Regions from separate parts of the Homo sapiens genome. Here region 2 is linked to region 1. The links are chromatin loops, found by intact Hi-C in ENCODE. Cell type or tissue: heart left ventricle. All regions are shown on one strand. Each heading gives the region's core, and the rest is flanking DNA. Links, peaks and the distances in the headings are about the cores only.

Region 1 (11,438 bases), core at 3,525-6,024:
ACCCAGGCTGGAGTGCAATGGCGCGATATCAGCTCACTGCAACCTCCGCCTCCCTGGTTCAAGCGATTCTCCTGCCTCAGCCTCCCAAGTAGCAGGGATTACAGGCGCACACCACCACGCCCAATTAATTTTTGTATTTTAGTAGAGATGGGGTTTCACCATGTTGGCCAGGCTGGTCTCGAACTCCTGACCACAGGTGTTCCACACACCTCAGCCTCCCACCAGGCCTGGCCAGAAGATGCCTCCTCTAAAACTGAGGAACCACAGCCCTGAGCTCGGACATAGTGAGAAAGGTAGCATGTGGGACCGGAACCCAGGCTTCTAGACTCAACCCTTGCTTGTCTCCCAGCTGCAGGTGCCAGAGAAGTTGGGGTTTGACTGGGGCACTTGGCCTGGGTCTGTCCTGCCCTGCTCAGCCCAGGAGCCCAGAGCCCTGCACTGTGTAAACCTGGTCCACACTATCCACTGTGGTCTTGCCAGTTTCATCTCCCTCCCTCCTGTTTGAAGCCACGTGGGCTTGTGGAGCCTGGGTTCCAGCCCTGGATCTGCTGTGATGCTGGGGCAAGGCCCTATCCCCACGCTGGCTGTCAGCTGTCCCCACTATCTGGATGGCCGCCAGGCCAATGGGTGCTCTCAGGGCAGCTCGGGATTTATCCCCACCCCATTCTTCCTGGGGCTCCCTCGTACCTCTACTGCTGGCCAGCAGCTGTGTGTGTTGCCTGCACAGCTGGGGCTGCAGCTCCCCGCAGGCCTGGCAGAGAAGACTGACCAAGTATGGGTGGAGACAGCAGTACAGACAGCCGGGCACCCTCCCATCAGCTCTCCCAGGCCTGAGGGATAGTGGGTATAAGGCTCAGAGCTTCAGGTTCCGCCTCAGAGCCGGCAAGACTCACAGGGAAGGGGCCGTCCAGCCCTGCCCTCTTCTTGCCCTGGTCAGGGAGGATGTGGAGACTCTAGCTTCACCACTGGGTGACCTAAGTCAACCTTCTCAGATTCCCTGAGCCTTGGGCAAATGCAAACAAAGCTGTGTGGGATGGATGGGCAGTGGGGTCCGTGGAGCAGGTGAGGTGCCAGCCTGGAGTGGTGTTACACCCAAGACCCCCTGCTGGATTCTGCATGGTGCAGGATTGGGGTGGGACTGGCATTCTAGTGCATGTGTGGGCATTGGGGTGCTGGGTAGGGCTTGGGGAGCCCCCTTCATGCTCAGAGAAGGGCTCACCATTGGCTCAGAAAGCCTGGCCTGGCAGTGAGCATTTTGGGGTCCTCTCTGTTGGGGGCTTGCCTCTTGGTGGCTGTGCAGTGGAGATAATGTTTCCTTCTCCCTCCCCTTGTGTCTCTTATTTTTTTTTTTTTTTTTTTTAGAAATAGGGTCTTAGGTCAGGCGTGGTGGCTCACGCCTGTAATTCCACCACTTTGGGAGGTGAAGGCAGGCGGATCACCTGAGGTCAGGAGTTCGAGACCAGCCTGGCCAACATGGTGAAACCCCGTCTCTACTAAAAATACAAAAATTAGCCAGTTGTGGTGGTGCACTCCTGTGGGCTCAGCTACTTGGGAAGCTGAGGCACAAGAATCGCTTGAACTCAGCAGGCGGAGGTTGCAGTGAGCTGAGATCGTGCCACTGCACTCCAGAATGGGTGACAGAGTGAGACTCGGTCTCAAAAAAAAAAAAAAAAATAGAGTCTTGCTCTGTGGCCCAGGATGGGGTTCAGTGGCAGGATCACAGATCACAGCTCACTGCAGCCTCAAACTTCTGGACTCAAGCAATCCTCCCACCTTAGCCTCCTAAGTAGCTGGGACTACAGGTGTGTGTCACCATGCCTGGCTAATTTTTTTTTTTTAATAGGAGGTGAGGTCTCACTGTGTTGTCCAGGCTGGTCTCGAACTCCTGGCCTCAAATGATCTTGCCTTGGCATCCCAGAGTGCTAGGATTGCAGGCGTGAGCCACCGTACCTAGCCTATCTTTATTTTTCTTTTAAAAAAATGATTAAGAAGCCGGGCATGGTGGCTCATGCCTGTAATCCCAGCACTTTGGGAGGCCAAGGCAGGTGGATCACCTGAGGTCAGGAGTTCAAGACCAGCCTGGCCAACATAGTGAAACCTCATCTCTACAAAAATACAAAAATTAGCTGGGCATGATGGCAGATGCCTGTAATCCCAGCTACTCGGGAGGCTGAGGCCGGAGAATGGTTTGAACCCGGGAGGTGGAGGTTGCAGTGAGCCGAGATCACGCCATTGCACTCCAACCTGGGTGACAGAGGGAGACTCTGACAAAAAAACCTGGGCGACAGAGGGAGACTCTGACAAAAAAAAAAAAAAGTTTAAGAAATCTGTTAGATATTCAAAGGAGTAGACAGGATACATTGAACACCCATGTGCACCCCATAGGGCTAGGAAACAAACCTTAGAAATATAACAAAGGCTGGGCATGGTGGCTGATGCCTGTAATCCCAGCACTCTGGGAGGCTGAGCCAAGAGAATCACTTGAAGCCAGGAGTTCAAGACCAGCCTGGGCAACATAGTGAGATCCTCTCTTTACATAAATTAGCCGGATATGGTGGCATACACCTGTGGTCCCAACTACTCGGGAGGCTAAGGAAGGAGGATCACTTGAGCCCAGGAGTTCAAGGCTACAGTGAGCTATGATTGCATCACTACACTCTTGCCTGGGCAACAGAGGGAGACCCTGTCTCCAAAAATAAATAAATGAATGAATGAATAAATAAATAAATAAATAAAGTCCCCAGTTACCCCACCCCAGTCCCCTCCCACCACCAAACCACCCCTCCCTGCTCTTACAATGGAGTTCATCCTGTGGGTGGCTCCAGGGCAGGCAGGCCAATTGCCAGGGAGGACCCTCTAGGGGACCATCCATCCCTCCACTGTACACTTACGTTCCCTGTCCAGCCCAGGCACTGTGCCATCCGTGCCCACCCACCCACTGCTCTGCCCCCTCTCCAATACTTGGCATTGCCAGGCCTTTTGACTTGCCCATTGGATGGGGCACCCTGGGTTTGCATTTTCCTGTTCCTGGGGAGGCACAGCAGCTCTCTGTCTCTCAGCTGGTGGGTTGTGCAGCCTGGCCTCCCCCGCAAAGGCTGGTCCCATTCCTGCCCACCTGTCGTTGGGTTGCCCTCAGGTTTGTGCCCTGTGGTTGCTTTGAGTTCTCTGCTGCAGCCCCTACCTCCCCCCACCTCCCTCCCAGTGTCCCCTCTCTGTCCCAGATCAGGCCTCATTTTGTTTGTTGTTTGTTTGTTTTTGAGACGGAGTCTCACTTTGTCGCCCAGGCTGGAGTGCAATGGCACCATCTCAGCTCACTGCAATCTCTGCCTCCTGGGTTCAAGTGATTCTCCTGCCTCAGTCTCCCAAGTGGCTGGGATTACAGGCATGCGCCACCACGCCCAGCTAATTTTTCTATTTTTAGTAGAGATGGGGTTTCGCCATGTTGCCCAGGCTGGTCTTGAACTCCTGACCTCAGGTGATCCTCCTGTCTTGGCCTCCCAAAGTGCTGGGATTACAGACATGAGTCACCGCACCCGGTCACATTTTAGGGATCTGCTTCCATCTCAGCAGCCCCCAGCTGGCTTCTCTCCCTGCACCCCAACCCCCCCCCACCGCCCCTGCTGCCAGTTCACCATCATCCTCAGCTCCCAGAGCGGTCTTGCTGGTGTGCTTGTCTGATTGTGGGGGACCCCTGGCTTGGAGTCTCTCTGTGGCCCCTCATCCCCTCAGCCTGATTGCTGGGGCACGTCCAGGAGACCCTGCCTGTCTCTCATACTCTCTAGATCCCCTGCTGCCTTCCAGCCCCACCAGATCCTTGGGTGTTGGGTGGACCTGGCAGAGTGTGGTCAGTTTCCTTTGCGGGATCCCAGACCCTCTGCCCCGCAGGTGCTGCCTGCCCAGGCTCCCGGTTACGGGTCCCTTGCTCCTCCGAGAGGTGCTGTTGTGCCTGGTGCCCTAGGGCTTGTGGCATGTGGGCAGGGGCTGTGCTGAGCCTACCTCTGGGGCCTGATTGTGGGGACTGCGGGTTACACCTCAGGAAGTGTGGGCATGAGCACCCCAGCTGCTGGGACCCCCGAGGGCCCTGGAGAGAGTGGGCTCTGGTGAAGGCTGGATGTGACCCACCCCAGCCAGCAGCAGTGTCCCTGCCAAGCACCTGCCCCTCCGGGAGAGAGCCACGTCCGGGGTCTCTGCAGGCGTGCCCGCTTCCTGGCTCCTGCCTCCCTCGCCCCAGGATGAGGCTGGCCCGCCAAACCAAGATGGGCTTTCCACTGCTCTATTTGGCACCCGTCCCCCTCCGCCGGGGCCCTGATTGGCAGAGTTCCGAGGCTGCAGCCCGCCACCCCCGGGCAGCTGAAATGGAAGGCGTGAAATGCAGCCGGGGCTTGTCTCTGGGAAACGGCATCGGAGGGTGGCACAAAAGGGGGACTGTTGGTCTGAATGCCACCCCGCCCTCGCCTGTCCGTCCTGTGCACCAGGGCCTCCAGAGAGTAGTGACAGTCCCCTTCCCGAGCAGCCGGGCATACTCCTGGGGTGTCTTCTCTGCCTCACTCCCAGGAGGTGGTGACACTTGTACCCCATTTTACAGGTAATGAAACTGAGGCTCTCTCTGGGCCAAGGGCTCACAGCCACTCGGAGAAAGTCTGGGGTTTGGAGCTGGGACTGCCCCAGGCTTCCCCGCCTCCCACGTCGGCCACAGTGTGGCCAGAGGCCAATTTATCATCAAGTCCCAGCGTTTTCCAAGAATCCCTCTCTCTTCCTCTGTCCCACCAGCACAGCTGAGTCACACGAGGGCAGGTGGCCTCCCCCTTCTTCCTGTTCACTATTCTCCCCTCTCCCCTTCCGGGTGCTCCTCGGGGACAGGGGGGCTGCTCCCCCTCTGCACCCTTCTCCCCCTCCCACAGCAAGGGTGGCCGGGCCTGACTGAATGCCGCCTTGGTTCTCCTCTCCTGCCAGCTCTTTGGTTTCCTTTGTGAGCCGTGGCAGGCGGACGCTGTCCCCAGAGGCCAGGGGGCTCACAAATGTTATTCCAGGGCTGGGCTCGGCAGGATGGGAGGTAGGGAAGGGCCAGACCCGGGTCTGATTCCAGGACAGCCACTTAGCAGTGTGTGACTTTGAGTCCCCGAACTTCTCTGCACTCGGGAAGCTCCACCTGTCAGAGGACCTCTGCCTTGTGCAGGGGCTGGGGAGGACATGAGGCCACATTCGTGCAATGCCTGGTAGACAGTAGGTTCGTTTTTTTGTTTTTGGTTTTGTTTTGTTTGAGTGTCGATCTGTCGCCCAGGCTGGAGTGCAATGGCACCATCTCGGCTCACCACAACCTCCGCCTCCTGGGTTCAAGTGATTCTCCTGCCTCAGCCTCCCTAGTAGCTGGGACTACAGGTGCCCACCACCATGCCTGGCTAATTTTTTTGTATTTTTAGTAGAGACAGGGTTTCACTCTGTTGGCCAGGCTGGTCTCAAACTCCTGACCTTGTGATCTGCCCGCCTCAGCCTCCCAAAGTTCTGGGATTACAGGCATGAGCCACCGTGCCCGGCAACAGTAGGTTCTTCATACTGGAGGCTGCTGGGGGGTGGTTCAGGAGGGCTGGAGGTTAATTTTGGGAGCGTTCCCTGGGAGTAGTGTTTCTGGGGATTTGTGTCCTCTGGGCGGCTGTAGGTGTGTTGTCGTGGGAATTCCAGATCATGGCTCTGTGCCAGGCACCATGGCTCAGGCTGGGTTCCCAGAGAGGAGAGACTATGGCCCTGCCTGAAGTTGCCTGTAAGCTCCCAGGTGGCATGACGAAGACAGACAAGAACAGCATACTCTCTCCTCCTTGGCTCCACATGTGATCCTGAGGTCTCTGTGGGCCGAAGGTCCTGAGAGACTTCCTGGAGGAGGTGGCATCAGGCTAGGTGTCAGTAGGTAATGCAAATAGGAGAAGTGAAGCAGGTGGGAGAAAAGACACAGGTGGCCTCTGGGAGGTGGGACAGTGTCAGGCGGGTGGTAAGGACTGCAGGGTCATCTGCAGGAGCCTCCAGTGCCAGGGACAGGGTTCTCACGCCTGATCTCTGCCTCAGAGGGGATGCTGGCTGGTTGGGAGGCCAGACCGGCTGTGTGATGACCTGTGGTGTCTGACCAGCTGGGCTGATCACCACAAGCCACTCAGACCTGAGTGCTATGTCCTAAGGAGGTGAGAATGGTGTCCTGGACTTCTCACCTCTTGGGTAAGTATCATTCATTCATTCATTCATAATCTAGTTTGTTTATTTATTTATATTTATTTATTTTGAGATGGAGTCTCGCTTTGTTGCCCAGGCTGGAGCATGGTGGTGCGATGTCAGCTCACTGCAACCTCCGCCTTCCGGGTTCAAGCGATTCTCCTGCCTCCACCTCCCAAGTAGCTGGAACTACAGGTGTGTGCCACCACGCCCAGCTAATTTTTGTATTTTTAGTAGAGACAGGGTTTCACCACGTTGGCCGGGCTGGTCTCAAACTCCTGACCTTCAGTGATCTGCCTGCCTCGGCCGTCTTTTCATGTGCTTATGGGCTGTTTATATATCTTCTTTGGTGAAATGTGTATTCAAAGTGCTGAGATTACAGGCGTGAGCCACCATGCCCGGCCCTTTTTAAAAAATTTTTTTAACTTTTTTAGAGACAGGGTCTCACTCTGTCACCCAGGCTGGAGTGTGGTAGTGTGATCACAGCTCACTGCAGCCTCAACCTCCTGGGCTGAAGCAATCCTCTCACCTTAGCCTCCCCAGTAGCTCGGACTACAGGCATGCACCACCACACCTGGCTACATTTTGTATTATTTTGTAGAGATAGATTTTCGCCATGTTGCCCAGGCTGGTCTCAAACTCCTGAGCTCCAGCAATTCACCCACCTCGGCCTCCCAAAGTGCTGGGATTACAGGTATAAGCCACTATGCCCGGCCTCTCCCATCTTAAGTGTATGGTTTGGGCCCAGCATAGTGGCTCACACCTGTAATCCCAGCACTTGGGGAGGCCAATGCAGGTGGGTCACCTGAGGTCAGGAGTTTGAGACCAACCTAGCCAACATGATGAAACCCCGTCTCTACTAAAAATTAATTGTATGGTTTGATGACTTCTAGTATAAACATAGAGTTGTGCAACTATCACCACACCCCAGTTTTAGGACATTTCTACTACCCAGAAAGTTCTCTGTGCCCATTTGCAGCCAATCTGTGTTTCCAGGCCCAGGCAACCACTAATCTGCATTCTGTGTATACGGTTTTGAAATTTCATATGAACGGATTCATACAATATGGAGTCCTTCGTGTCTAGTTTCTTCTACTTAGCAAAATGTTTTAAACATTCATCCGGCCGGGCGTGGTGGCACACGCCTGTAATCCCAGCACTTTGGGAGGCTGAGGCGGGTGGATCACCTGAGGTCAGGAGTTCGAAACCAGCCTGGTCAACATAGTGAAACCCTGTCTCTACTAAAAATACAAAAATTAGCCGGGCGTGGTGGCACACACCTGTAGTTCCAGCTACTTGGGAGGTGGAGACAGGAGAATCGCTTGAACCCGGGAGAATCGCTTGAACCTGGGTGACAGAGCGAGACTCCATCTCAAAAAAAAAAAAAAAGCATTCATCTATGTTGCACATATCAGTAGTTCTTTATTGCTAAGAAGTATTCTATTATATAAATATACCACTTTGGGCCAGGCATGGTGGCTCATACCTTTAATCCCAGCACTTTGGGAGGCTGAGGTGGGGGGAATTGCTTGAGTCCAGGAGTTCAAGACCAGCTTGGGCAATATGGCAAGACCCTGTCTCTACAAAAAAAAAAAAAAAAAAAAAAAAAAAAAAAAAAAAAAAAAAGTTCAGCCAGGCGTGATGGCGCATGCCTGTAGTCCCCTACTGGGGAGGCTGAGGTGGGAGGATTCTTTGAGCCCAGGAGGTCGAGGCTGCAGTGAGCCATGATCATGCCACCACACTCCAGCCTGGGTGACAGAGACCTGTCTCTGTTCTAAAATAAAAATGAAGACTGGTCATGGCGGCTCAATCCTGTAATCTCAGCACTTTGGTAGGCTGAGGCAGGAGGATCCTTTCAGTCCAGGAGTTCGAGACTAGCTTTGGCAACATAGTGAGACTCCAGCTGCAAAAAATAAAAAGTTAGCTGGGCATGGTAGCACTCGCCTTTGGTCCCAGCTACCCAGGAAGCTGAGGTGGGAGGATCACTTGAGCCCAGGAACTTCCAGGCTGCAGTGAACCATGATTGCACCACTACACTCAGCCTGGGTGACAGAGTGAGACCCTGTCTCAAAAATAAAAATAAAATTAAAATGAAAAACAGCTGCCCTACTTTTGTTTGTACAGGCACTGGTTGATGGAGATTTTACTTTTGGGCTGTTATGAGTAAAGCTGGTATGAACACTTGTTTATAAAACTTTCTATGGACACATATTTTTGCTTCTCTTGGGTGGTTGGGTTATATGGGAGGTGTATTTTTAACTTTCTTTTTTTTTTTTTGAGACAAGGTCTCACTTTGTCATCCAGGCTAGAGTGCAGTGGCACAATCTTGGCTCACTGCAACCTCTGCCTCCTGGGTTCAAGCGATTCTTGTGCCTCAGCCTTCCAGGTAGTTGGGACCACAGGCACACGCCACCATGCCCTGCTAATTGTTTTTGGATTTTTGGTAGAGATGGGGTTTCGCCATGTTGCCCAGGCTGGTCTCCAACTCCTGGGCTCAAGCTATCTGCCTGCCTCGAGCTCCTATTTTTAACTTTTTTTTTTTTTTGAGACGGAGTCTTGCTCTGTTGCCCAGGCTGGAGTGCAGTGGTGCGATCTCAGCTCATTGCAAGCTCTGCCCCCTGGGTTCACGCCATTCTCCTGCCTCAGCCTCCCGAGTAGCTGGGACTACAGGTGTCTGCCACCACGCTCGGCTAATTTTTTGTATTTTTAGTAGAGATGGGGTTTCACTGTGTTAGCCAGAATGGTCTCGATTTCCTGAACTCGTGATCTGCCCGCGTCAGCCTCCCAAAGTGCCGGGATTACAGGCATGAGCCACTGCACTCGGCCACTATTTTTAACTTTTTAAGAAACTGCCCAACTGTTTTCCGAAGTGATTGTACCATTTTTTATTTCCACCAACACTACGAGCATTTCAGTTGTTCTGCATCCTCATCAGCACTTGGTATTGTCAGCTTTTCAAATTTTTAGCCATTTCCCTTGATGGGAAGTGGTATCTCTTGTTTTGATCTGTATTGCCTGGATGAGTAATGATGTTAGTCATCTTTTCATGTGCTTATGGGCTGTTTGTATATCTTCTTCGGTGAAATGTATATTCAAACCTTTCACCCATTTTTAATTGGGTTGTTGTCTTCTTAGCAAGTTGCAGAGTTCATTATGTTTCCTGAATACCAGCCCTGGCTGGGCGTGGTGGCTCACACCTGTAACCCCAGCACTTCCAGAGGCAGAGGCAGGAGGATTGCTTGAGCCCAGGAGTTTGAGACCAGCCTGGGCAATGTAGCTAGACCCAGTCTCTACAAAAAATAAAAAACAATTAGCCAGGCATGGTAGGGTGCACCTGTAGTCCTAGCTATCCAGGAGGCTGAGACGGGAGGATTGCTTGAGCCCAGGAGTTGGAGGCTGCAGTGAGCTATGATCGTGTCACTGCACTCCAGCCTGGGCGATAGAGCAAGACCACATCTCAAGAATAAAAAAAAAAAAAAAGAAAGAAAGAAAAAGAAAAGAATGCAAGTCGGGCCAGGCATGATGGCTTACACCTGTAATCTCAGCACTTTGGGAGGCTGAGGCAGGTGGATCATTTGAGGTCAAGAGTTCAAGACCAGCCTGGCCAACATGGTGAAACACCATCTCTACTAAAAATACAAAAATTAGCCAATGTGGTGGCAATGGGACGCCTGTAGTCCCAGCTACTTGGGAGGCTGAAACAGGAGAATCACTTGAACCTGGGAGGCGGAGATTGCAGTGAGCTGAGATTGCACCACCTGGGTGACAGAGCAAGACTCCGTCTCCAAATAAATAAATAAATAAAATAATGAAAGTTTGTTATTAGATACGATTTATAACTGTTTTCTCTGTGGGAGGGATTTTGGGCAGAGAAGAGGCCCTGGTGGGGGGGCGGGGGTCAGGAGGCGGAGGGAGTTCCTTGCACCTCACTTGAGTCTCAGCAATGCTCTCCCTTCTCTGCATCTGGAATTCCTAGGTGAGAGGGTCCCCCAGCTGAGCCACGGGAGCAGGAGGCTCATTTGGTCACCCACAAGGTGGGATATTTACTGTCACCAGAGACCATCCCCACTCACCTTTGCTGGCATTGGAAATGCTGACCCAGCCTAACCAAGCTCTCGGAGAGCTGTGCCCAAAGCTCACAGTCCGGCTCCCTCATTGAACAAGCCACCAGGAGGGCCAGGTTCTGAGGACGAAGGGAGCAGCCTTGTACCCCAGCATGATTGACTCCCGGCCCCCAGAATTCCCGGGGCACCAGGGGCGTTGGAATGTTGGATTTAGCAGCCCTGAGGGCCAGGGCTGGCAGGCATGCCCAGTGCTCTCGTGGGCGCACCCCGGCATGTCGGCTCCACTGCTGTGTGCCTGGGGGCAGCTTGTTTTCCTCTGCTCTTAAAACTGCCAGTCTGAGGGAGGAAGTGATCCTTCACTCGGATGTGCCAGGACAGGTAGTAGCATTGCTGACTCATCGGATGCCCTCACGCACATTCCTGACGCGAGCATTGTGGGTTGGCATCTGTATTCATCAGAATTTTTTTGGAAATGCAAATGACATTGTCCCTCAAATAGGTTTAGGAAAAAAAAAAAGGCCAGGTACAGTGGCACACACCTGTAATCCCAGCACTTTGGGAGGCTGAGGTGGGAGGATTGCTTTACCCCAGGAGTTTGGGACCAGCCTGGGCAACATAGTGAGACCCTGTCTCTACAAAAAACTTGTAAACTTAGCCGGGGCAGGGGATGGTGGTGGTGGCATGCACCTGTGGTCCCAGCTACTCGGGAGCCTGGGAGGTTGAGGCTGCAGTGAGCTGAAATTGTACCACTGCACTCCAGCCTCCAGCTGGAGTGGCTCACGCCTGTAATTCCAGCACTTTGGGAGGCCGAGGGGGGCAGATCATGAGGTCAGGAGATCGAGACCATCCTGGCTAACATGGTGAAACCCCGTCTCTACTAAAAAATATAAAAAATTAGCCAGGTATGGTGGCAGGTGCCTGTAATCCCAGTTACTCGGGAGGCTGAGGCAGGAGAATGGCATGAACCCGGAAGGCAGAGCTTGCAGTGAGCCGAGATTGCGCCACTGCACTCCAGCCTGGGCGACAGAGTGAGACTCCATCTCAAAAAAAAAAAAAAATGAAGAGCCCAAGTGGCCAGCTTCAGGCTCAGCTGGATCTAGGCCCTCCTCGGGACTCAGCTGTGCTGTCTCTGTGTTGGCACCGTTCCCTGGCAGGCTCTCCCATGCGGTAACCAGG
Region 2 (10,004 bases), core at 7,505-10,004, 80 kb before region 1:
CTCTCCCCTCAGGCCCTGCCCACCCCCAGCCCCCTGATTGATCTTAGAGCCATAGATGGTCAGGGCCAGACTCAGCGTCCCCATGTGGGAGGTGGAGGGGAGCTGTTTGGTCTTCTCCCTGGAATGCCTGTGCCTGCCTCTCCATCTGTCACCTCGGTTGGGCTCAGTCCCACCAGCCTGCATGAAGCGACTGCTGTGAGCACAGGCTCCGTTCCTCTGTTGCTTCTCCCAGGAAGCCACGTCTGACTGACTCTCTCCTGTGGATTTAGGGTATCTCTCCTAAATCAGGTCACCCTGAGCCCCAGTCTTCAAGGAGCTTGGAAGGCTGGGCCAGGTACCCATTCTGGTTCAGAGGAGGAGCCCCCAAACCTGCTTTAATAATGAGCTAATCCACTCCATTATCTGTAATGGCAGCTTCCATTTTCAAGAGCACCTCATGGTCCAAGATGGCAGCTGGGGTGCCGGCCCTCATCTCTGCATTCCCAGCAGCAGGAAGAAAGAATGAACAAGGATACAAAGGGTGTCTCCCAGTTGCCAGTGCCCCCGTTTAAAAAGATTTATTGGAAATATCAACAACCTTGGCTTGAATCTCATAGACCAGAGCTTAATCCATGGCCACACTTTGGTGCAAGGAAGGCTAGGAATAGTCTATTATTTATTTCTTTATTTATTTAGAGATGGAGCCACATTTACTTTTGTTCAGGCTGGAGTGCAGTAGAATGATCTTGGCTCACTGCAACCTCTGCCTCCTGGCTTCAAGCGATTCTCCTGTCTCAGCCTCCCGAGTAGCTGGGATTACAGGCATGCGCCACCATGCCCAGCTAATTTTTGTATTTTTAGTAGAGACGGGGTTTTCTCCATGTTGGTCAGGCTGGTCTTGAACTCCCAACCTCAGGTGATTCGCCTGCCTTGGCCTCCCAAAGCCCTGGGATTACAGGTGTGAGCCACCATGCCGGGTCTAGAGTGTGTGCTTTTTTTTTTTTTTTTTTTTTTTTTTTTTTTTTTTTTTGAGACGGAGTCTCGCTCTGTCGCCCAGGCCAGACTGCGGACTGCAGTGGTGCAATCTCGGCTCACTGCAAGCTCCGCTTCCCGGGTTCACGCCATTCTCCTGCCTCAGCCTCCCGAGTAGCTGGGACTACAGGCGCCCGCCACCGCGCCCGGCTAATTTTTTGTATTTTTAGTAGAGACGGGGTGAGTGTGTGCTTTTTTAAGGAATTGCAAACGCTCCCTGGGACCAGCAGGTGGGAGGCAGCCTCATCGTCACTCCTGGCTGAAATAATTTACCCCAAGTCATTGCTGGGTCCCTGAGCACCTGCCTTCATTCACCCTCATGCCCCAGAATCTCAGGGCTACCTCCACAGCCCTGTCCACAGACCCCTCCTGACCCGTCTCCAGGGGCCTGGGACCCACCGGCAGGATGTGGCCCTGTTGAGGCCATGTCAGGGATGGGTCTGGCTGAGAGCCGGGCTCCAGCCCAGGGCCCTGTGTGAGGGTTGGGCACCCAGTGCACGGAGGGGCCAGAGAATGGGGATAGCATGGGGAGCCGTGAGAATGAGGCCTGAAAGGGCAGCAGTTCCTCCCCACTGTCGCCCCAGTCCGTCCCTCTGCTTTCCCTCCTCATCCCTGCCTGTCCCTCCCTCCTGTCCCTGTGTTCTTGGGCTGTGGGAGTCCAGGCCCAGGCTCAGCACAGCCCATGCATTTCCAGGCGTGAGGACCAACAGAGCTTTACGGGGTCCCGGACCTACTCCTGTGAGTCTCCAAGTGTCCCCGGGTTGGGCTCTGGGTTGGGGGTGTCCCTATCAAGTTATCTCGGTCCCCATTGACCTGAGACCGTGGCCAGGCCTGATGTGGGGGGATGATGGGGTGAGGGGGCTGGGCTAGCTGGGGGCCCAGCCAACACCCCACTTCTTGCCCTTTGTAGTGGTCGGGCAGGCATGGCCAGGACCCCTGGCGGACATGGCACCCACAAGGTAGGTCACAGTCCCCCAGGAAGTGACAAGAATGAAAGTCCTGGAGGTCCTCACCTGGTGAGCCCAGGTCAAGACCTCCCTCCCTCCCCGAGTCCCAGAGCTCCAGGGCTCAGCTATGAAGGCCCCACAAGGGGTATGGGGGGATGTGTCCTGGGGGGCCTCTCCCCTACAGCCCCTCCTTTAACTCCCTCCTTCCCCCTCCCTGCAGGAAGGACAAGCTGTTGCAATTCTACCCCAGCCTGGAGGGTGAGTGGCACAGGGCAGGGACAGGGACAGGCCTAGCCAAGCTGGGACTAAGACAGGCGAAAACCCCATGGGACAGGCGTCGTGCAGTGGGGGCTGCGGGGCCAGGCGAGGCCTCCCCAGGAGAGACACACAGGCTGGGGCAGGGCAGGCTCCTGGAATCGGCCTGGCAGGGGGAGGGTGCACACTCGCACATGCCCCACTGAGGGGACAGGGAGCACTGCAAAGGCTCAGACACGGGAAATAGCTGGCCCTGCCTTGGGCTGCAGCACCCGAGCTGGGTGCAAAGCAGGGGCCAGGGGAGAAAGCAATTAGCTGGGTCTTTCTTCCAGATCCAGCATCTTCCAGGTACCAGAACTTCAGCAAAGGTAGGTAGGCTCCTGGAGAAAGGGGGAGGCCATGGTGGGGGCCACACCCAGGGGCTCAGGCCCAATTCTCGCCTCCTCCCGCAGGAAGCAGACACGGGTCGGAGGAAGCCTACATGTGAGTGACCTTGATCCTGTCCCCCCTGCCTCGCCTCTCCCCCTGCCCCACCTCTCCCCCTGCCCCACCTCTCCCCCTGCCCCACCTGCCTGCCACAGCCCTGGGCTTCCTGGTCCAGGAACCACCTCTTGCACTAGAACGAGGCATCCAGGTTCCCCTCCTTCTCCTGGCAGGCAGGCATTGGGCGACACTGTTGTCTCTTAGGTAACCCTGGGTTTGGGGGACTGGACTTTGCCCTGCTCTGGGACACAGAGTGTCAGGGGCGGGGGATAGAGACTCATTCAGCATCACCCAGTCAAAGACAAGCTACAGGACACCCAGAATCCCTCGGGGGTGTTGCATCATCTCACAGATGGGCAAACGATGGGGAATGGCCTAAGGTCACATAGCAAGGTGGCTCACCAGGTGCGGTGGCTCATGCCTGTAATCCCAGGACTTTGGGAGGCCAAGGCAGGCAGATCACCTGAGGCCAGGAGTTCAAGACCAGCCTCGCCAACATGGTGAAACCTCATCTCTACTAAAAATAAAAAATTAGCCAGGCATGGTGGTGCGTGCCTGTAATCCCAGCTACTCGGGAGGCTGATGCAGGAGAATCGCTTGAACCTGGGAGGCTGAGGTTGCAGTGAGCCGAGATCATGCCACTGTACTCCAGCCTGGGTGACAGAGACTCTGTCTCAAAAAAAAAAAAAAAAAAAAAAAAAAAAAGTGGCTCCAGCCCCTGGTGGCTCAGGGGTCCCAGGAAGTGGGGGTGGGGGAATCAGAGAGGAGATCCTGGCAGACCCCCATGGCCCCCAAGAGGAGCAATGGTGGGAGCAGCCCTGGCCTCACCGCCCCCTTATGGAGCCCCCAACCCGATCTCCAGCCTGCCCTGAAACCTGTGTTGTATATGTTTTCTTGGCCAGAGACCCCATTGCCATGGAGTATTACAACTGGGGGCGGTTCTCGAAGCCCCCAGAAGGTGAGGCGAAGGACAAAGCCGGAGGTGGAGGAAGTGGTGTGGGAGCTCAGGGCAGAAGCCATACCTCCAGGCAGGAGAGGAGGCTGGGCCTGGGTTCGGGTAAATCGGCAGAGCCGGTTGGGTGGACAGAAGGAGGCTGGTGCTGCAGGCGGGGGCCAAGAAGGGATAGGGGGCGGGCGGGTCAGCGTGGGAGAGCTGTGGGCACAGGGCGTGGGAGAGAGGAGTGGGCCACAGGGCAGGGAACTAGAGGGCTGGCTTGGGGAGGTGGGGGGAGGCCAGGTCCTTGTCAACGAGGACTGAGCATCTTCTCCTGACCCCAGAAGGTACCTGGGATGGTGATCCCTGCAGGCTCTGAGGCCACCAGAAACCTGGTCGCTGAATGCCTTTGCTTTATAGGAAGGGCAACTGAGAGGCCGGGTGTGGTGGCTCACCCCTGTAATCCCAGCACTTTGGGAGGCTAAGGTGGGTGGATCACCTGAGGTCAGGAGTTCAAGACCAGTGTGGCCAACATGGTGAAACCCCATCTCTACAAAAATACAAAAAAAAAAAAAAAAAAAAATTAGCCAGGCATGGTGGCACATGCCTGTAATCCCAGCTACTTGGGAGGCTGAGACAGGAGAATTGCTTGAACCCGGGAGGCGGAGGCTGCAGTGAGCCAAGATCGCACCATTGCACTCCAGCCTGGGCAACAGAGTGAGACTCCATCTCAAAAAAAAAAAAAATCCCCCCAAAAAAGGGCAACTGAGGACTCAGGGTGGGCAGTGCCTGCTGAGAGGTGCATGGGCCTGCGGTTTGAATCCAGCTCCATGACCTGGCTCCTGCCTGGACCATACTGGGTAGGACCATGGTGTTGGGGGGTCCTCTTCTGCCCCCCACCACTGCCACCTCCATTTTTTTTTTGAGACACAGCCTTGCTCTGTCACCCAGGTTGAGTACAATGTCACGATCTTGGTTCACTGCAACCTCCGCCTCCCGGGTTCAAGCGATTTTCCTGCCTCAGCCTCCCGAGTAGCTGAGATTACAGGCGCCTGCCACCACGCCTGGCTAATTTTTTGTATTTTTAGTAGAGACAGGGTTTCACCATATTGGCCAGGCTGGTCTTGAACTCCTGACCTCAGGTGATCCGCCCGCCTTGGCCTCCCAAAGTGCTGGGATTACAGGCATGAGCCACCCCGCCAGGCTGGCAGTGCTCATTTCTTAGGACCCCCAACATCACTGATGGATTTTGGGTGGGGCATCAGTCAGAGCCCAGCTTCCCCATTACAAGGCCAAGATGGGGTGCCAGGCGCTGAGGTGCCATACTCAGCCTGGGTCCCCGAGCAAAGCATCCTCAGCCTGCCCTGCCCTATCTGGAAGAGTCCAGCCCCTTCCCGGCAGTGGCTCTAGGGAGAGCTCCTGATTATAGAGATGAACCCCTGAGGCTGCCCCTGCCTCCCTCCCTCTCTCCAGCCACCCGGCATGGGCCTGAATTGCAGCCCCCGCAGAGTACCCCCTCCAGAGTGCATATGGAGGGGATCTCAGAAGACAGAGGCTGGACACAGTGACTCACGCCTGTAATCCCAACATTTTGGGAAGATTGCCTAAGCTTAGGGGTTCAAGACCAGCCTGGGCAACACAGCGAGATCCTCTCTACAAACAATTTTAAAAGTTAGCTGGGCGTGGTGGTGCATGCCTGTAGTTCCAGCTACTCAGGAGGCTGCGGGGTAGGAAGATCGTTTGAGCCGGGAGTTGGAGGCTACAGTGAGCTGACTTTGCCAGTGCTCTCCAGCCTGGGTGACAGAGCAAGACCGTCTCAACAAGAAACAAAGAAGACAGAGGAGCTCAGGGCTCAGGGAAGAGCATGCAGGGGCACCAGGCCAGCACCCATTAGGAAGCTCATCCAGAAGAAGGCTTGAGGTCCCGGGGGACCCAGAGGGCTAGGGCTTGGCGGAAGAGGTCCCCTGCAAAGGGAAGGCAGGACAGAGCGGGAGGATGAGCCAGGCTTTGCAGGGTCTGCCCACACCCCCGTGCCCACTCCTCTCTCTCCTGCAGATGATGATGCCAATTCCTACGAGAATGTGCTCATTTGCAAGCAGAAAACCACAGAGACAGGTGAGGCTGCCCAGCCAGAGGCAGGCTGGGGCTGGGAGCAGCAGGCCTCCTTGGCCAGGTGCCCCTGCACTCCCCACTGCTCAAAGGCCGCCCCCACTTTGAAGCCTGAAGGCTCTCGGATCCCCAGGTACCTTTCGGTAGAGCCTTGCCCCTACTATCCTCGGAGGCAGCTCTATTGGCTCCTGGTGCCTCTGTGGGACTGAGCCAAGGGGGGCCTATTCTCCCTCTCTGCAGGTGCCCAGCAGGAGGGCATAGGTGGCCTCTGCAGAGGGGACCTCAGCCTGTCACTGGCCCTGAAGACTGGCCCCACTTCTGGTCTCTGTCCCTCTGCCTCCCCGGAAGAAGATGAGGAATCTGAGGATTATCAGAACTCAGCATCCATCCATCAGTGGCGCGAGTCCAGGAAGGTCATGGGTAGGTGGCCGGGAGAAGAGGCAGGGTGGTCCACTTAGGGCAGGCTTGAGGGACTGGCCTGGAAGGGCAGGCTGAAAGTGGGCTTCCCTCCAGCCAGTCCAGCTAACCCCGCAGTGATGCCTGGGTGCAGGAGCAGCTGCAGAGACCTTGAACCACACAGGACGGCCCTTGGCAGCCGCCCAGCCTCCAGGGTGGGGTCAGGTCCTCCCGGGCAGGCCGCCCCATCCAGCTGCATGCATGGAGTAACGCATTCACCTGCTCTCACAGCAGGACGATCTCCGGCAAATCCCAGAGACAGGACAGACACACACCGCCAGGACCTGTCGGGCGTGGCATTTCCCGCGGGCTGTTTTGTGGAGTCTGGGGGTCTGAGTCTGGGGGAGCAGTCATGGGTGTCTCCATGTGAACCACTCGATGACCTGTCTGCCCGCTGGTCCACAGGGCAACTCCAGAGAGAAGCATCCCCTGGCCCGGTGGGAAGCCCAGACGAGGAGGACGGGGAACCGGATTACGTGAATGGGGAGGTGGCAGCCACAGAAGCCTAGGGCAGACCAAGAAGAAAGGTACAGCCCCTGCTCTCCAGCTGCCGTGGGCCAAGGATTGGAGGTCTTGCCAAGCTGCAGGACCCCCAATCCAAGGGAACAGCCGAGAGTGTGGGTGGAGGGGCCATGGTGGGGGCTACAGGGTGCACCCATGGGTGCTCCAAGAGGGCAGCTTGGCGACTCTGTTCCTCTGTTCTGGCCAGGGGCGTCAGGCAGGGAATTCTGGTGACTTCAGGGGCAAAGAAGTGGGCACCGGGTGGGTCTCCCAACTCCACTGCATCCTCCTGGCTGCGACCTTGGACCAAGTGACAACCTCCCAGAACTTAGTTCCTCACTTGGTGCCCACCTCTCAGAGAAGACATCGCACACACGGCCGGGCACGGTGGCTCACGCCTGTAATCCCGGCACTTTGGGAGGCCGAGGCAGGCAGATCACCTGAGGTCACGAGTTCGAGACCAGCCTGGCCAACATGGTGAAACTTCATCTCTACTAAAAACACAAAAAATTAGCCAGGCATGGTGGTGGGTGCCTGTAGTCCCAGTTAGTTGGGAGGCTGAGGCAGGAGAATCATTTGAACCCTGAAGGCGGAGGTTGCGGTGAGTTAAGATCACATGCACTCAACCCTGGGTGACAGAGCGAGACTCCGTCTCAATAAATAAATAAAAAAACAGACATTGCACACAAAGCCTCAGCCCAGCAGGCACTCGGTCAATGCTGGAAACAGACAGGAGGCAGGGACGTTGGGAAATGTAACAGTGGCTGAGACGCGCTGAGGAGCCACCGCAGGCCAGTGAGATGGTGCGGCGCTAAGCGCTCACACGTGCACCATCTCTTAGCACCCAAAGCCACAGAGCAGTTAAGCCACCTGCCCAAGGCCACATCTTGAAGTAAGGGGAGGAGGAGATGGAATCCCCAGTGGTCAGACATCAGACATCAAAGCCTAGGCTGGGTCTACTGCTTGGGAAGCACGATGGACCCCCAGAGGGCCTTGAAGGCTGCCCAAAGTCCCCATCTGGGAGACCCAGGCCGTCATCTCAGCGAGCAGGCTGGAGGGTGGAAACCACAGTGAACCTGGGTGGTCAAGAGTCAGCCCCAGAGGCAGGTGCAGGAGTTTGAGCCAAATGTGCAGAGCCCCACGTCATTCATTCAACCAGTATCCACTGGGCCCCTGCTACGGGCAAGTCCTGCTCTAGGTGCTGGGAACACCAACATAAAGAACAGCAAACCCCTGACCCCTTAGAACTTGCATTCTGGTAGGAGAGAGAAAACAGATAGGGCTGGACACAGCGGTCATGCCTATAAATCCCAGCACTTCGGGAGGCTGAGGCGGGAGGATCCTTTGAGCCTCTGAGTTTGAGGCCAGCCTGGGCAACATAGCAAGACCTCTCTCTCTACAAAAACTTTTTTTTTTTTTTTTTGAGACAGAGTATCACTGTCACTCAGGCTGGAGTGCAGTGGCGCCATCTCGGCTCACTGCAACCTCCACCTCCTGGGTTCAAGCGATTCTCGTGCCTCAGCCTTCCAAGTAGCTGGGATTACAGGCACACGCCACCATGTCCAGCCTCTATAAAAACATTTAAAATTAGCCAGGCATGGTGGTGGATGCCCTAGAGTCCCACTGACTTGGGAGGCTGAGGTGGGAAGATCACTTGAGCCTGGGAGGTCAAGGTTGCAATGAGCCATGGTTGCTGCAGTGAGCTGTGGTCGTGCCACTGCACTCAAGCCTGGGCAACAGAGCAAGACCCCATCTCAAAAAAAAAATTTAAAAATTAGCTGGGCATAGTGGTGTGTACCTGTAGTCCCAGCTACTTGGGAGGCTGAGGCAGGAGGATCGCTTGAGCCCAGGAGTTCAAGGCTACAGTGAGCTATGATTGTACCACTGTACAGCCAGGATGACAGAGTGAGACCCTGTCAAAACAACAACAACAACAAGAAAACAGATAAGAAGACATGGCATGTTCACTGGTGGTAAGTCTGGCAGAGAGAAACAAAACAGGGAAGCGGGGCAGGAAGTAGTGTGGGGTTGTGGGCAAGACGCAGTGTTGCAATTTAAGGAAGGCGGCTAGGGAAGCCTTTCAGAGCTCCCTTCCTCACCCCATCTGGGGGAAGGACATCCAGGCAGAGGGGACAACAGAGGCCCCAGGGTGGAGTGAGCCCCACAGGTCTGAGCAAAGCCAGGGGCCAGGGAGGAGCAGGTGAGGGGAAACTAGTGGAGGTCGAGGCCGTTGGTGGGGAGGCTGACCAGGCAGGGCCAGCACTTGGGGTTTTACTGCATGAGATGGGAGGGAGGGAGGGAGATAGAAAGGTTGTTTTTTCTTTTTTTTTTTTTTTCGTTCCTGTCGCCCAGGCTGAAGTGCAATGGTGCAATCTTGGCTCACTGCAAACTCCGCCTCCTGGGTTCAAGCGATGCTCCTGCCTCAGCCTCCCGAGTAGCTGCGATTACAGGTGTCTGCCACCACACCCGGCCAATTTGTATTTATTTTATTTTATTTTGTTTTTTGAGAGGGAGTCTCGCTCTGTCACCCAGGCTGGAGTGCAGTGGCGTGATCTCGGCTCACTGCAACCTCTGCCTCCTGGGTTCAGGTTTCTCTTGCCTCAGCCTCCCGAGTAGCTGGGATTACAGGCACACGCCACAACACCTGGCTAATTTTTGTATTTTTAGTAGAGATGGGGTTTCACCATGTTGGCCAGGCTGGTCTCAAACTCCTGACCTAAAGTGATCGGCCCACCTCAGCCTCCCCAAGTGCTGGGATTACAGGCATGAGCTACCATGCCTGGCTAATGGGAAGGTTTTGTACAAAGACTGGCTGGATGTTTCTAATTCAATTTTTCTGGCTGTTGGGCAGACAAATGGGTACTGGGAGAGTGGGTACAGGAAGCCCAGGAAGGACCCAGGCACTGGTGCCATCTGGGCAAGGGGTGGCAGCAGTGGAGACAGGGGTAGGCAACATGGTGAAACGCTGTCTCTACATAATATACAAAAATTTGCCAGGTGTAGTGGCGCATACGTGTAGTCCCAGCTACTCGGAGGTTGAGGCGGGAGGATAGCTTGAGTCTAGGAGGTTGAGCTGCTGTGTGAGCTGTGATTGCACCACTGCACTCCAGCCTGGGCCACAGAGCAAGACGCTGTCTCAAAACAAAAACAAAAAGAAGAGGCCAGGCGCAGTGGCTCACGCCTGTAATCCCAGCACTTTGGGAGGCTGAGGCAGGCTGATCACCTGAGGTCAGGAGTTCGAGACCATCCTGGGCAACATGGGGAAACCCCATCTCTACTAAAAATACAAAAATTAGCCAGGTGTGGTG

What was found. Peaks named below come from ENCODE experiments on the same cell type or tissue, not always from the same donor. Only the 100,000 strongest peaks of a DNase experiment are listed, where the experiment ranks them.
Region 2: it touches region 1 in a loop (2.0-fold over the local background); 4 of 110 quality-filtered maps call a loop at or near these places.

What each region holds. Positions count from the first base shown.
Region 1 is chr7:74,302,255-74,313,692 of GRCh38, forward strand. All of the region lies in intron 1 of CLIP2 (CAP-Gly domain containing linker protein 2), which reads left to right. Among named protein-coding and RNA genes, the nearest start is that of CLIP2, 19 kb to the left of the region's middle. RefSeq lists enhancers at 4,707-4,851, 5,659-6,297 and a cis regulatory region at 4,774-4,784. In heart left ventricle, for the core only: no CTCF peak of the experiment used is centred there; DNase peaks (open chromatin) are centred at 4,266 and 4,797; H3K4me3 peaks cover 1,003 bases.
Region 2 is chr7:74,218,039-74,228,042 of GRCh38, forward strand. LAT2 (linker for activation of T cells family member 2) reads left to right here. Exons shown (of 14, transcript NM_032464.3): 5 at 1,706-1,749; 6 at 1,922-1,970; 7 at 2,179-2,216; 8 at 2,546-2,581; 9 at 2,666-2,696; 10 at 3,599-3,654; 11 at 5,686-5,745; 12 at 5,980-6,159; 13 at 6,601-6,722. The coding sequence ends at 6,704. Among named protein-coding and RNA genes, the nearest start is that of LAT2, 13 kb to the left of the region's middle. RefSeq lists enhancers at 2,051-2,899, 5,667-5,716. In heart left ventricle, for the core only: no CTCF peak of the experiment used is centred there; a DNase peak (open chromatin) is centred at 8,873.